Linked DNA regions of Mus musculus: region 1 is linked to region 2. Evidence: chromatin loops called from intact Hi-C (ENCODE). Cell type or tissue: gastrocnemius. All regions are shown on one strand.

Region 1 (8,000 bases), 52 kb after region 2:
CTACATGTGCAGTAACTGAGGATTTAACCCAGGTCTTGCACATACAACACAGGACTCTACTACTGAGCTACATCGCTGATTCTTATGGGCATTGCTTTAATTTCCTCACTGTTTCTCCTTCAGATGAACAGACTCTGAGACTGCCTCAGAAGAAGGTAGGTGTGAAGCTGATCTTAGAGTCTACGTTAAATCAAGTGTGGTACGTAGTTCATGCCTATAATCTCAGCACACGCGAGGCTTTCCAGGAGTTCAAGGCCAACCTCACTACATACTGAGTTCCTTGCCAGTCAAGATGCAAACACCAAATACAGAGTAGAGGTGGTGGTGGTGGTGGTGGTGGTGGGGAATGTTAAGAAAGGGAGGCAACAGTGAAAGACTCATTACATTTGCATGAAGAACTAACCTAGTAGATTTCATCTGTGCCCAAGGAGTGGCACAGATGACTGAAGAAGAAATGAAGAGATGATGATGGTGATGGTGATGGTGATGATAATGATAGTGAGTGGAGAGAAGGCTCAATAAATAAGAACACAGACAACTCTTCCAGGGGACCAGGGTTCACTTCCCAGAACCCACATGGCAGCTCATGAGTCTCTGTAACTCCAGCCCCTTTGGATCTGATATGCTCTTCTGGCCTATATGGGCCCCAGGCACTCTCTACAGGTATAATACATACAGGTAAAATACCCCAAAACATAAAAAAAAAAAAAAAAAAAAACCTCTCCACCAAACAAAAGCCCCCAGAAAACTAGAGAAGAAATGTGCTATGGTAAAAACAAAACAAAACCAAAAACCTAAGAAATGTGTAGAGAAAGAGCTGAAGCACGTGCACATGGACACACAGACACACAGGCACACAGACACAGTACTGGGTGGGGAACTCATGGGAACTACACCATGAGTACCAGGCCACTCAGCACTGCATAGTGAGACCCCCAGCTGTGGGAGTGGGGAGTACCTGATCAATCAAACCACGATTTAAACGAGAGAAACAAATGGAAAAGGCTCTTATTTCTTTCATCCTTTTTTTTTTGTTTTGTTGTTGTTTTTAAAGAAACAGCAATAGGGTAATGAGAAAGACAATTCTGAGCTCCAAGCACGTAACTCCATATCACCACAGCCAATCACCACACAAGCTTTTATGAGGGCAGTGCTATCATTGTGAGTATTTCCTGGGTGAGAAAACTAAGGTGCAGAGAAAGCAGGCAATGTCCAAACCACACACAGCCAAGATTTCAGGATCAGAGACGTCTCACCGTAGGCGTCTCTGCAATCCCGCCCCTGAGAACAAGGGGCATCCAGCTGAACAAGGTGAACAACAGTGTGAGTGGTGGGCTTGAGATCTCGTGGAGGGTTCTTCTGTTCAATCGCCCCACACCCTGTGACACAGTGCACCATCCACCTGTGACTCACTCTCTTCTGCCCTATGAGCATCTCACAGGAGGCCCCACGTAGTACTATGTAGAAACTGGTCATACCATATACCTCAGCCTCCATGACACCGAGGCTTACTAGCTGTGTCAAACCAGGTGCGTTCCTCAGCTGCTCTGTGGTTCAGTTTCTCCATTTTAATAGAAGGAAATTATAAATGTCTAGCTCACATGGTTACTTCCAAAAATAATTAGAGTACCAGGATAGTGCCCGGCACTTACTGAGTGTTCAGGAAACATTAATTGTTCAAGGCCCAGAAAGAAAAATCCCATGTGGTCTCACTTATACTACATGTCAATTAAAAATAAAGGTACACTTTAGAACAAACGTTAGCTGTGTTTGGTAATATCCTTCCCTTGATACTCCCACTTTAAAAACCATTACTGTTTCAGCACACCAAGAAGACAACTAATGTAGAGTAAATCTGTCACCTGCACATTCAATGAGGCATATTTAAACCCCTTTGCACTCAACAAGTATTTACTGAGCATTATCTTTGTGCAAGGCAGTAGGAAGCAGTTTTGAAAAGGTTGTAGACACAGGCTGGTCTACAGTACAACAGGGCAGGGAGTAGCAGATGGTGAACAGCCCCACGGGGACAGGCGTCTGTTGGACATTGGAGTCTAAGGATGGATGTCCAGGGGAGGCAGGGTCCCAGCTGGGATCTCGGGGAAGCCGGAACAAGCAGAGTAAGCCAGTGTTCCAGGCAGATGAATGAACATGTGCAGAGCCTTCCGGGAGTTGGTGAGCAAGCAAGGCATGTTTGTAAATAAAGTGAAATGAAATGCAAAGGGTAGGGGGAGGAGTGGGAGAGCTTGGTGAAGAATCTGAGCCCTGTTTCCAGCACCTATGCTGGGCAGCTCACAACTGCCCGAGACTCTAGCACCAGGACATCTGATGACCTCCTTTGAACTCTAAGGCCGAGTGTGTACACACCCACACAGAGACACACACGATTAAAGAATAATGACACTCCTGGCAGTGGTGGCACATGCCTTTAATCCCAGCACTTGGGAGGCAGAGGCAGAGAGGCAGAGAGGCAGAGAGGCAGAGAGGCAGAGAGGCAGAGAGGCAGAGAGGCAGAGAGGCAGAGGCAGAGGCAGGCAGATTTTTGAGTTCGAGGCCAGCATGGTCTACAGAGTGAGTTTCAGGACAGCCAGGGCTACACACATAAATTCTGTCTCAAAACAAACAAACGAATAATGACACACCTTAAATCCTGAAACACACATGTTTTGTGCAAAGAGTGTCCATTAGAAATATCACCTGCGCTCACATCACCCTGTAAGGGGAGTCTGTGGGTCTTGCCCCAAGGTCAGTGAAGGGTTAAGCCAGCAAGCCTTACAGGCAGACTTAATGTTTCCTAGCTGTGGTAGTGGAACATACTCAGGAAAGGCAGGGGGACATGAATCTGGAGCTGAATGCAGTGGAGCTATCAGTTGATGAGAGTGCCCACCTGTGAGAAAGGACAATAAAGGGGAGCGTGCATGCATTTGAGAGTCAGCCTTGAGAGTCTACAGCCTGGAGGTGGGCAAGGCTGGGGAGTTACAAGCAAGGCTCCCTACTGGTCTCTGTCTTGGAGCACTAGTGGAATTAAGGGTGGGAAGTCTTGATGCTTTTCCCTTAGTCAGAGTCTCTGGGCAGTAGTGTGTGTGTGTGTGTGTGTGTGTGTGTGTAAGCACGAGAGCATGTTTGTGTGTGCACATACACATATATTTGAACTATTCACTGATGTGCCTAATAGTCAAGAAGACATACTTTTTTAAAAATCCAAAGCTAATAGCACAGATTATTCGTCACTGGATAGTAACGTGGATTCTAATTTTTCTTCTAAGCTAACTTAAAATATGAAAAGTGAGTTCACCTTCTTGAGTCCCCCAACTGATCGTGTGACCCTGTTTCAATAAGAGATAAATTCCTTTAATTTCCTGCTTGAGATTCGTTGCCTGTCAGATTCTTTTTCTCTGCCAGCCAAGCTCAAGTAGGGCAAACCCACACTAGTTCATCCATTGCTGACCTGCACACAGCTCCAAGCGCACTGCCCTGAGAGAATGAGTGGGTGGCTCCAATACACAGCCTGTGTGGAAGTTATCCAGTGGCTGGCCACCCCCCCAACCCACACCCACACCCCCACTGCCTCACCATCCTTGGCTACATTGTCAGGAATCCCACAATTCCTGCGTCTCCACAGAGAACTGAGTTTAGTTCTATAGAAGGGTAAAATTAATCCATTGCCAACAATTGCTTACTGTGAAAACTTACACAAGTCAGTTATCTTGCTGGCTTCTTCTGGAAAGCAAAGGACACTTGCCTCCCCGCACCTGCTTCCCAAACCCCAAAGGGTGTAAGAACTTGAAAGTTGTGGAATGTGGCTGGAAGAGGGAGGCATGTTCACTGCATGTTCATGCAACAGACAGAGGCTAGGTGCTGATATAGGACTGGAAAACGTCCTGGATGCAATGCAACAAAATTATTCACTGCTTAGCATAGGAAACTGAAAATCCCTCCGCAGCCCCACCATCTCAGGTCCTCCTGAATCTTCTCCACCCACTAAGATATCTGTAAATAAGTATGCACAAAGCATTTTCACATAAAAATAAACTAATTACCTATGATCTAAGTGGGCATGAGAGCCATTTTTGAAGCAAGTCTTGGTTGAACTTTACCTACCACCACGCCTCACCTCTGGGAAGGTAAAGAGTAAGACAGATGCGATATTTAGGGCCCCCAGGAAAGCAGAAATTCAGGAAATTGGAAGGATGAGCCAGAAAAGATCTGTGGGAGGGCAGATGCCATTCCCTCCCTCCCTCCCCAGGTCGTCTGAACTGTTTTCTGCTGTGAAGATCGAGGGACTGAAGGAGAGGGCGGATGCTCAGCAAAGAACGGTTTATTCTCATGCCTTTGCATGAAAAGTTTCTTTTAAGGGATGGATGCACAGCTCACCTGCACCCTTGAGCACTTGCTGCAGCTGGTGAAAGCGGAAAAAGCGCAAGAGTAGTCCCTCAATCCGGAAGCAGTTCTGCGCAGGCGCACTGCCTAGCTGCGACCCGCCTTAGAGAGCAGAGTGCACAGAGCTGAGTCCTCTCTGGAGCTGGTTCGTGCGTTGTAGAGTCCTGGATCCCAAGTTCTTCTACTGTCCTCGGCCTGGGAGTGGGGTGCAGCTCTGGGCCAGCAGAGGCCAAGACCCTGGGAAGTGAAGTCGCTTCCCCACCCGGCTGTGTAGGCCCCGAGAGCGCAGGGTTGGAGTCTGCTTCCCCCTGCCGGCCGGGATGATGCTTGCAGAGGGACTCCTTGGTTTAGCTAGGATCCCCCTACATCGTCATAAGAATTTTAGGAAGGTAAACAACATATACATAGTCTACAAATTGTTTCCACTTTCAGTGGAGGTGGGGACGTTCCAGAATGCGAAGGTCTTCAGGATCAGTGAAAGTTAACCTGATTTCAAGGCATGAATGCCGGTAGGTAGATAAGGGCATAGATAGCCTCCTGATCTTTTACTCTTTTACTCTGTGGGATCAAGGTATCCAGGTTTAGATGATCAGGAGGTGTGGCACATAACGCCACAGTTGGAAAGAATTTTGAGTCCTGCAAGGCTAGGGGAATCAGTTTCCAGAAAATCTCCTTACACTGACATTAAATTGTGTCTCTTGGTAAATTCTCATGCGACTCCAGTTGGGCTTTCTAGGATGGAAATAGTAATTAGGATGAACACTGTGCCCTCCCTTATACAACAGCAATCAAGGTATTCAGGAAAGCTCCAGAATTCTCGGAGGTGAGGAGTAATAGAATTACCTCAAAGACATATACATTAATTATATACATTAAACAGGTGGCATTTGTTTGTTGATCCTACACACCACACCACACACACACACACACACACACACACACACACACATTTGGAGAAGTAATGTGACTGCTTTTGAGAACTGGGAAATCTATACTGCTCCTAGAGAATTAATCAGACCCTGGAAGTGTCGCAGGGGCGCTGACATAGGGCTATGGAGTGACACGGAGCTATGGAGTTAGTCCCATCCTAAAGTTTGCTTTCAGATTCTCCTGGTTCTCTCTTCTTCCCACATCCTGATTGTGCACACGTGGCCTAGCTATCTCTGTCTCTGTCTCTCTCTGTCTGTCTCTCTCCCTTCCCCCCCCCTCCTCAGATTCAGAACTCTTTCCTACTCAAAGTCTAAAAATAATATGAAAACCCTCTTGGAAAGCTTTATTATTTCCATGGCATGCTTGGGTAAATGATGGCTCCTTTACTCACAGTGGATTTAGAGTTTGGTCTTTGTTGTTGTTCTGTTGGTCTGAAAGTTGGAGCACAGTCCTTCTTGTGCAGTCTGTTGCACTTAAACACCCCTCATACCATCAGCCCCGGCAGCAGATTAAGATATGGCTCAGAATAGACACTCAGAGATTCTCCTACTAAAGTACCAGAAGATGAAGCCGCCACAACATGCTCCTATTCAGTGATTCTAAATGAACCCCAGAGAACATCTCTCTGTAGGGCATTTGGGATTCCACACTGTCAGATATGTGGAACAGGACTGCTCTTAGGTAGAGGGAACTTGTCACCTGAGCTCAAGCCATCAGCTGCCACCTGCTCGAGTGGAAGCCAAGGGTGGAGCTGAGGATGAGGGTGCAGTGAAACCTTCGGCCTTTGCCAACCTGTAAGACTGTCTACCTACGATCCATGGTGACAGAGACACAATTCCCTGTGGCCTCAGCACCTCTGCCAACTTGTAAGACTGTGTGATAGTTAGAGTGAAAATGGCCCCTAAATGCTCATAGCAGTGGCACTATTAGGAGGTGTCCCCTTGTTTCATGAAGTATGTCACCGGGAGTGGGCTCTGTCTCTTGGCCTTGAGATGCTCGAGCCAGGCCCAATGTCACCCTTTCTTCCTGATGTCTGTACTTCCTAATATATAACCCTCAGATCCCCAAGTGTCTGCCTTCATGCCACCATTTTTCCTGACATGATGACAATAGGCTAAATCACGGAACCATAAGCCAGCCCCAATTAAGTGTTTTTTTCTTTATAAGAGTTGCTGTGGTCATGTCTCATCGTGGCAATAAAAACCCCAACTAAGACAGACTTTTTGTCCATATTTCGTAGTAACAGAGATGCACAATTCAGTATGGCCTAGAGCCTTTGGCATGCCGGAGAAATACATAAAATCTCAAAGGAAGCTCGGTTAATAAATATCCTGAAGAGTAAATGGTCTTGAGTTATGTCTATCAGCATAACTTCAGAATTGTGTCACATGTAAGTACTGTCATGAACTGTCTGTAATGGGACTGTGTGTGGTCCCCCATGATAGGAGACACACAGCAGTGCTACTGTGGATTGATGTGTATTTCCCTAATGCAAACAGTGAGATTAAATTAGAGGTTAGTGGAAACAGAAAATTCTTTACTCTGCCTGACATTTGCACCTGCTTCCAATCCTTACAGTTTTGAGAATTGCAGATCCCAGAGGAAAGCTGCTAGCTCTGTAGTAATGGGTGTTTCCATAGGTAGAGGAGAGGAGAAAATGGTGGAAGGGAGAAGCAGGCCACCAGTCCATTTGTCCAGCCCGCTGTCTAATCAGTCAGGACTTTCTGAGTTATTCTCACTGGGTCCTAAGCCTGATTCTCAACAATCACTGAGAAAGTCAGTGTGTCTCAGGTATTCCAAGTGTACACTGCAAAGAGTCTTCACTCTTTCCTTTCTGATCCATATGGCAACTTTACTTCTGTTCATCAGGCAAAGACGTGTTGAATCAGCATGTGTGCATACAGTACATAGAATATTAATAATTACTTAATGTTTGAGAGAGAGTCTCACTACGTAACCCACATTGGTCTGGAATCCCCTATATCTCCCAGGCTGGACTCAAAGCCACAGTGATCCTTTTAGCCTCAGCCTTCCAAGGGCTGAATTATAGATGTGAACCACCTAGTCTGGGTTATAACCTATTTTAAAATTACCATATGTTGCTCTGCTAACACTGTGAAGGTTAATGTACATGTGTACAATAAAATGGAATGTAAAGGGGGAGTACAAATAGTATAGGATTAATTAATAACCCCTTCCTATATTCAATTTTTAAAAAGTGACACATTTCCATGACACAACAATCTTTTCATTTGGTGATGGGGGTGTACACCTTTAATCTCAGCACTTGAGAGACAAGGCCAGGTGGACCTGTGAGTTTGAGACCAGCCTTGTCTACTGAGTGACTTCCAGGACAGAAAGGATGACACAGAAAAACCCTGTCTCTTAAAACCAGAAGGAGAAAGAAAGAACAGTGTTTTCATGTTCTTTTTTTTCAGTGATACTTCTAAGGACTGCCTCTAGCCCTGAGGACATTCATTTTCAGAGGTCTCAGAAGCAAGAAGTCTCGATAGAAATCACTCTGCCCTCAAGCTCGGCTCTCCTCAAGGCAGAATTACACAAGTCCTCTGTCAGCACAGTGTGCTGCCATCGAGCTATTTATGCTGCCTAGGAAAGCATTTGAGTAGAACACTCATGACCTTACCTCTGAGAAACGGCAAGGTTTTAGATTCTATTACACACACACACAC
Region 2 (8,000 bases):
GGCAGGGTTGGTGTTTCCCTGCTGGCTTTCAGTGTGCATTTGGTCCTGTCACTCCTTGCTGTCTACCCTCGTTCCTCTCTTTGGTAATGAGAGACTTTAGTCTGTGCTGTGACATACTGGGAGGCTGTACTTCATTTTCTTGTATTGCTGGGGCTCATAGTTTAGAGACTGAACCGAGTCTTAGAAGCAACATCGGAAGAAGAGTCCTGAAATGTGTCTGTGTGTAGCATCAAGTGTGGCACAGACTCTCAAGCTTCCTGCACTAGAGCTGCTGGGCTGCACATGAGCCCAGAGCCCGACCTCCAGGCTTCCAGGTTACTGGCTTTGGAGAAGGGCCTGAGAATCTGCTCTTCTAATGCTCTCTCAAGTGGTGCTCACACAGGTCTGGGCACCACCCTTGGAAGATCATTGTGTATATTTAAGACTAAACTCCAAGAAGGCTTAGCTAGGTAGCAAACAAGCAAACAAACTGCCAAACTGTTCTGTTTCCCACTCAAAATCCAGATTCACTCAGCAGAAGCAGCCACCAAGTCCTCTAAGAGATGATGAGAGGTGGCATCTGGTGGGTTTTGGAAGAGTTTCACAGTGAAGGGCATTTGAGAAGTGGAGAGCCTCTGTGATAAGCTTGTTGGTGCAAATGACCTGGCAGACACACAGCCGGTCTATCAGACAAGCCTGCAGATTCAATGTAGGTCACTGCATGAGGTTAGGGTGTGGGGGGGGTGGGGGAATGGAATCTAAAACCTTGCCATTTCTCAGAGGTAAGGTCATGAGTGTTCTAGCTCAAATGCTTTCCTAGGCAGCATAAATAGCTTGATGCCAGCACACTGTACTGACAGAGGACTTGTGTAATACTGGCTTGAGGAGAGCAGAGCTTCAGGGCAGAGTGATTTCTACCCGAGACTTACTCACTTCTAATACCTCTGAAAATGAATGTCCTCAGTGCTAGAGGCAGTTGTTAGAAGTATTATTGTTCTGTATCATGGAAATAAAAAACTGAATATGTGTGTGTGGGGGGGGGGGAAAGGGTTGTTAATCCTATAATATTGGTATTCTCCCTCTATAACCTCTTTGTTATACATATACATGAATAATATTTACAGTATTAGCTGGGCGGTATGTGTTGCTCTTAAAACAAACTATTTTGGTTCACATCTATAATTCAGCCATTGGAAAGCAGAGGCAGAAAGGATTGCTATGGCTTTGAGGCCAGCCTGGGCTACTTAGTGAATTTCAGGCCAGTGTGGGTAACAGAGTCAGGTTCTGTCTCAAAAATTAAGCAAACATTAATATTCTGTATACATGTATGCTCTTTCAACACATTTTTTATCCTGTAAAGTAGCCATTTCAGAGTTGTGATACATATAAGAACTGTGTGCAACAGGACTGTGTGTGGTCCCCCATGATAGGAGACACACAGCAGTGCTACTGTGGATGGATGTGTATTTCCCAAATGCAAACAGTGAGATTGAATTAGAGGTTAGTGGAAACAGAAAATTGTTTATTCTGCCTAACTCTCGAATCTGGTTCCAATCCTGACAGCATTTGGGAATTGCAGAATCTGCTAGTTCTGTAGTAATGGGTGTTTCCAAAGGTGGAGGACAGAAAGAAATGGAAAATGTCAAGCCTCTGTTTGCTTTTGTTGTTCTGTAATATCAATTAAGTCAGTGTGATTTTAATTTTTATAAATAAATCTCCCCAAAGCCAGGTACACCTGGAAATCTTATGTGTCACTCAACTCTGAAGTTATGCTAGTAGACATAACTGAAGATCATTTACTCTTTAGGGTATTTATTAACTGAGCTTTCTTTGAATTCTTACATATTTTACTTCTGCATTTCCCCAAGATGGCAGAGGTGCTGAGGCCACACGGAATTGTGTCTCTGTCGCCGTGGATCGTAGGTAGACAGTCTTACAGGTTGGCAAAGGCCGAAGGTTTCACTGCACCCTCATCCTCAGCTCCACCCTTGGCTTCCACTCGAGCAGGTGGCTGATGGCGTGAGCTCAGGTGACAAGTTCCCTCTACCTAAGAGCAGTCCTGTTCCACATATCTGACAGTATGGAATCCCAAATGCCCTACAGAGAGATGTTCTCTGAGGTTCAGTTAGAATCACTGAATAGGAGCATGTTGTGGCTGCTTCCATCTTCTGGTACTTTAGTAGGAGCATCTCTGAGTGTCTATTCTGAGCCATATCTTAATCTGCTGCCGGAGCTGATGGAGGTTTGCGGAGGGGTGTTTAAGTGCAACAGACTGCGCAAGAGAGACTGTGCTTCAACTTTCAGACCAATGAAACAACAACAAAGATATCGCAGCATCATGACAGGAAGTATGATCTATCCAATCTTGTCGTGGGGATAATAAAGCGTTCCAAAGGGGTTGTTTGTTTTGTTTTGTTTTTCTGTTTGTTTCTTACTACTACAGATTTAATGACATTGGTAGGGACATATAACTTCTGGCACAGATTAGACACCAAGGGACTAACCTAAACTAAAAGTGGAAATGGATACACTCAGGTATTACATCATTGAACTGCTTAACAGGAAAGCTGTTAACAGGAGGTCCAAACCTCTTGGAAGGTACCAAGCAGCTAATAAAGGCTGGTCTTCTTCATCATCTTCAAGAATTCTTCCTCATTAATCTCTCCATCCCCGTCAGGATCAGCTTCATCAAGCATTTCCTGTAATTCATCTTCGGTTAAGTTTTCCCCTAGCTCCTTGGCAACCCTCTTGATGTTATTTAGTGATATGCTTCCCGTAGCATCGTCATCAAATAATTTAAATGCCTTCAGTATTTCTTCTTTTTCATCTTTTTCACTCATTTTTACGCTCATGATGGCAAAAAAATCTTCAAAACAAATGGTGCCAGTCCCTTCCTTGTCGATTTCAGCGATCAGTTGTTTTACTTCTTCTTTCTTTGGCTCAAAGCCTAAGGCCCGCATTGCAATCTTCAGTTCTTTCAGATCTATGGTTCCAGATCCATCAATATCGAATAAGTCAAAGGCCTCTTTAATTTCTTGCTTCTGGGTGTCATTCAGTTCAACTTTTGCTGCTTTTTTCTTCCATTGGTCTAAAGTTATGCGCTGGCTGGATGCCATATCCCCTCCCTGCGCCCCTGCCCGCGCCCGCGCAACAGCCGCTCTCCCCTCCAGGGCGCGCGTTTGCTCCCGGCAGGCGGTTGCTATATCCAAAGGGGTTGTTTTGAGTAGGGAAAGTGTTCTGTGAGTCTGAGGAGAGAGAAGGCTAGGGTGAGGATGGACAAACAGGATGTTGGAAGGAGGGCCAGAAGGATTCGCAGGCAAAGGTCAGGATGGGAGTGACTCTACAGCCTTGTGTCTTGCTGACAGTGCTCCTACGCCTCTCCTGGGGACTGATTAATTCCCTGGGACCAATTTAGACTTCCAAATTCTCAAAATATGATCAAATTAGTTCCCCCAAAATACTGTGTGTGTGTTCTTAAGTTTCGTTTCTGGGAACTGATTCTCTGGACCGGCAAGATTCAATATGCTTTCCAACTGTGGCGTTCTGTGGCGTTCTGTACCACCCCTCCTGGACATCTAAACCTGGATACTCTGATCTCACAGGGCAATAGCAGGATCACGAGGCTATGCCCTTATCTACCTAGATACTGAGCAGTGAGGGCACTCGCCTTTGAAATCAAATCAACTAGGATTCTGACTGTGGACACTTCACCCTTTGGAATGTCCCCACATCCACTGAAAATGGAAACAATTTGTAGTCTGTGGGTACAAAATTCTTAACGACTCGGGGGTGGGTGGGTGGGTGGGTGGGTGGGGAATCCTAAGGAGTCTTGCTGTAAGCATCATCCCGGCCGGCAGGGGGCAGCAGACTCCAGACCTATGCTCCGACACAGCTGGGTGGAGAAGGGACTTCTTGGCCTCTGCTGGCCCAGAGCTGCACCTGACTCCCAGGGCGAGGACAGAAGAAGGACGTGGGATGAAGGACTCTACCTCCCACAAACCAACTCCAAAGAGAACAAGACTGTGTTCAAGAGACACTTAAGAGAACACTTAAGGCGGGTCACAGCTACGGAGTGCGCCTGCGCAGTACTGCATCCGGAGTGAGGTAGTGCCCTTAAGCATCTCTGCTTTTTTTTTTTTTTTTTTTCTGCCTTTTCCAGCTGCAACAAGGGTGCAAGTGGGCTGTGCATCCGTTCCATAAAAGAAACTTTTCATGCAAAGGCATGAGAATAAACCAGTTGTTGCTGAGCATCTGCCTTCTCCTTCAATCTCTTGATCTTCACAGAAGATCTGGGGAAGGAGGAAGGAAGGAATGGCATCTGCCCTCCCACAGATCTTTTCTGGCTCATCCTGCCAATTTCCTGAATTTCTGCCTTCATGGGGACCCTAAATTTCGCATCTGTTTTACCCTTTACCTCCCCAGAGGTGGGGCGTTGTGGTAGATAAAGTTCAACCAAGACTTCCTTTAAAAATGGCTCTCATGCCCACTTAGCTCATAGGTAGGCAATTGGTTTATTTTTATGTGAAGATGCTTTGTGTATACTTATTTACAGATCTTTTAGTGGATGGAGAAGATTCTGGAGGCCTGAGACAGGGCAGGGCGGTTTCCTATCCCGGGCAGTGAATAATTTTGTTGCATTGCATCCAGGACGTTTTCCAGTCCTATATCAGCACCTAGCCTCTGTCTGTTGCACGAACATGCAATGAGCATGCCTCCCTCTTCCAGCTACACTCAACTCCTTTCAAGTTCTTACAGCCTTGAGGGGGGGTTGGAGGTGGAGGGTAGGTGTCCTTTGCCTTCCAGAAGAAGCCAGAAAGGTAATTGACCTGTGTAAGTTTTCTCAGTGAGCACTTGTTGCCAATGGAATAATTTTGTTCTTTAGCATGAAACTCAGTTCTCTGTGGAGACGCAGGAATTGTGGGATTCCTGACAATGTAGCCAAGGTTGGTGAGGCAGTGGAGGGGGGAGTGTGGACAGCCACTGGATAACTTCCACACAGGCTGTGTATTGGAGCCACCCACTCATTCTCTCAGGGCAGTGCGCTTGGAGCTGTGTGCAGGTCAGCAATGGATGAACTAATGTGGGTTTGCCCTACTTGAGCTTGGCTGGCAGAGAAAAAGAATCTGACAGGCAACGAATCTCAAGCAGTTTTACAGGAAATTAAAGGAATTTATCTCTTATTGAGACAGGGTCACACGAACAGTTCAGGGACTCAAGAAGGTGAACTCACTTTTCATATTTTAAGTTAGCTTAGGAAAAAAAATTAGACTCCAAGTTACTATCCAGTGATGAATAATCTGTGCTATCAGCTTTGGATTTTTAAAAAAGTATGTCTTCTTGACTATTAGGCACATCAGTGAATAGTTAAATATATGTGTATGTGCACACACAAACATGCTCTCATGCTTACACACACACACACACACACACACACACACACACACACACACACACTACTGTCCAGAGACTCTGACTAAGGGAAAAGCATCAAGACTTCCCACCCTTAATTCCACTAGTGGTCCAAGACAGAGACCAGTAGGGAGCCTTGCTTGTAACTCCCCAGCCTTGCCCACCTCCAGGCTGTAGACTCTCAAGGCTGACTCTCAAATTCATGCATGCTCCCCTTCATTGTCCTTTCTCACAGGTGGGTACTCTCATCAACTGATAGCTCCACTGCAGTCAGCTCCAGATTCATGTCCCCCTGTCTTTCCTGAGTATGTTCCACTACCACAGCTAGGAAACATTAAGTCTGCCTGTAAGGCTTGCTTGCTTAACCCTTCACTGACCTTGGGGCAAGAACCACAGACTCCCCTTACAGGGTGATGTGAGCACAGGTGATATTTCTAATGGACACTCTTTGCACAAAACATGTGTGTTTCAGGTTTTAAGGTGTGTCATTATTCGTTTGTTTGTTTGTTTGTTTTGAGACAGAATTTATCTGTGTAGCCCTGCCTGTCCTGAAACTCACTCTGTAGACCAGGCTGGCCTCGAACTCAGAAATCTGCCTGCCTCTGCCTCTGCCTCTGCCTCTGCCTCTGCCTCTCTGCCTCTGCCTCTCTGCCTCTCTGCCTCTGCCTCTCTGCCTCTCTGCCTCTCTGCCTCTCTGCCTCTCTGCCTCTCTGCCTCTCTGCCTCTGCCTCTGCCTCTCTGCCTCTCTGCCTCTCTGCCTCTCTGCCTCTCTGCCTCTCTGCCTCTCTGCCTCTCTGCCTCTCTGCCTCTGCCTCTCTGCCTCTGCCTCTGCCTCTGCCTCTGCCTCTGCCTCTGCCTCTGCCTCTGCCTCTGCCTCTGCCTCTGCCTCTGCCTCTGCCTCTGCCTCTGCCTCTGCCTCTGCCTCCCAAGTGCTGGGATTAAAGGCATGTGCCACCACTGCCCGGCGTGTCATTATTCTTTAATCGTGTGTGTCTCTGTGTGGGTGTGTGCACACTCGGCTTCAGAGTTCAAAGGAGGACATCAGATGTCCTGGTGCTAGAGTCTCAGGTAGTTGTGAGCTGCCCAGCATAGGTGCTGGAAACAGGGCTCAGATTCTTCACCAAGCTCTCCCACTCCTCCCCCTACCCTTTGCATTTCATTTCACTTTATTTACAAACATGCCTTGCTTGCTCGCTAACTCCCGGAAGGCTCTGCACATGTTCATTCATCTGCCTGGAACACTGGCTTACTCTGCTTGTTCCGGCTTCCCCGAGATCCCAGCTGGGACCCTGCCTCCCCTGGACATCCACCCTTAGACTCCAATGTCCAACAGACGCCTGTCCCCGTGGGGCTGTTCACCATCTGCTACTCCCTGCCCTGTTGTACTGTAGACAAGCCTGTGTCTACAACCTTTTCAAAACTGCTTCCTACTGCCTTGCACAAAGATAATGCCCAGTAAATACTTGTTGAGTGCAAAGGGGTTTAAATATGCCTCATTGAATGTGCAGGTGACAGATTTACTCTACATCAGTTGTCTTCTTCTTGGTGTGCTGAAATACCAGGTAACATGTAAAGATTACTATTATTGCACAGTTAATATTTCTCTTAAAATGTACCTTTGCTTTCAATTGACACACAATAACTACACATATTTCTGGGGTAAAGTGTGGCATTTCAGTATCTTATATTTAGTATCTTATCAACCAATTAGGGCAACTGTCATAGTCATTACCTCAGACATTTATTACTTTCTTCCCTCTGGGGTCATCCAGAATCCTGTATACTAGCTACAGAAGAGCGTAGAGTAGTTTCCAACCATAGCTCTTCCACTGTGCTGGGCAACATTAGACATTATTCCTCCTTTTCAGCAATTCTGTGTGCCCTATAACGTCTCCCTCTCACATCATTCCTAGGATTTGGTAAAACTTTAGCTTCCATATACAAGTGAGAACACATGGGATTTGTCTTTCTGTGCCTTGAACAATTAATGTTTCCTGAACACTCAGTAAGTGCCCGGCACTATCCTGGTACTCTAATTCATTTTGGAAGTAACCATGTAAGCTAGACATTTCTAATTTCCTTCTATTAAAATGGAGAAACTGCACCACAGAGCAGATGAAGAACGCACCTGGTTTGACACAGCTAGTAAGCCTCGGTGTCATGGAGGCTGAGATATATGGTATGACCAGTTTCTACATAGTACTACGTGGGGCCTCCTGTGAGATGCTCATAGGGCAGAAGAGAGTGAGTCACAGGTGGATGGTGCACTGTGTCACAGGGTGTGGGGCGATTGAACAGAAGAACCCTCCACGAGATCTCAAGCCCACCACTCACACTGTTGTTCACCTTGTTCAGCTGGATGCCCCTTGTTCTCAGGGGCGGGATTGCATAGGCGCCTACGGTGAGACATCTCTGATCCTGAAATCTTGGCTCTGTGTGGTTTGGTCATTGTCTGCTTTCTCTGCACCTTAGTTTCCTCGCCCAGGAAATACTCACAATGATAGCACTGCCCTCATAAAAGCTTGTGTGGTGATTGGCTGTGGTGATATGGAGTTACGTGCTTGGAGCTCAGAATTGTCTTTCTCATTACCCTACTGCTGTTTCTTTTACAA

What was found. A loop is a pair of places that touch in the nucleus more often than their neighbours do. Peaks named below come from ENCODE experiments on the same cell type or tissue, not always from the same donor. Only the 100,000 strongest peaks of a DNase experiment are listed, where the experiment ranks them.
Region 1: a loop joins it to region 2, with 8 times the contacts of the local background. A loop is called at or near these places in 32 of 42 quality-filtered maps.

The regions. Positions count from the first base shown.
Region 1 is chr1:21,215,264-21,223,263 of GRCm38, reverse strand. Tmem14a (transmembrane protein 14A) reads right to left here and starts at 4,689. Exons shown (of 5, transcript NM_029398.3): 1 at 4,375-4,689. All of the region lies in intron 1 of Gm28836 (a long non-coding RNA gene), which reads left to right. In gastrocnemius, no CTCF peak of the experiment used is centred here; DNase peaks (open chromatin) are centred at 2,049, 4,495 and 4,643; H3K4me3 peaks cover 1,275 bases; H3K27ac peaks cover 1,209 bases.
Region 2 is chr1:21,267,498-21,275,497 of GRCm38, reverse strand. Gm28836 (a long non-coding RNA gene) reads left to right here and starts at 3,813. Exons shown (of 3, transcript XR_373236.3): 1 at 3,813-4,083. It also overlaps the pseudogene Gm7094. In gastrocnemius, a CTCF peak has its summit at 3,852 (motif pointing right); DNase peaks (open chromatin) are centred at 3,138 and 3,853; H3K4me3 peaks cover 1,168 bases; H3K27ac peaks cover 538 bases.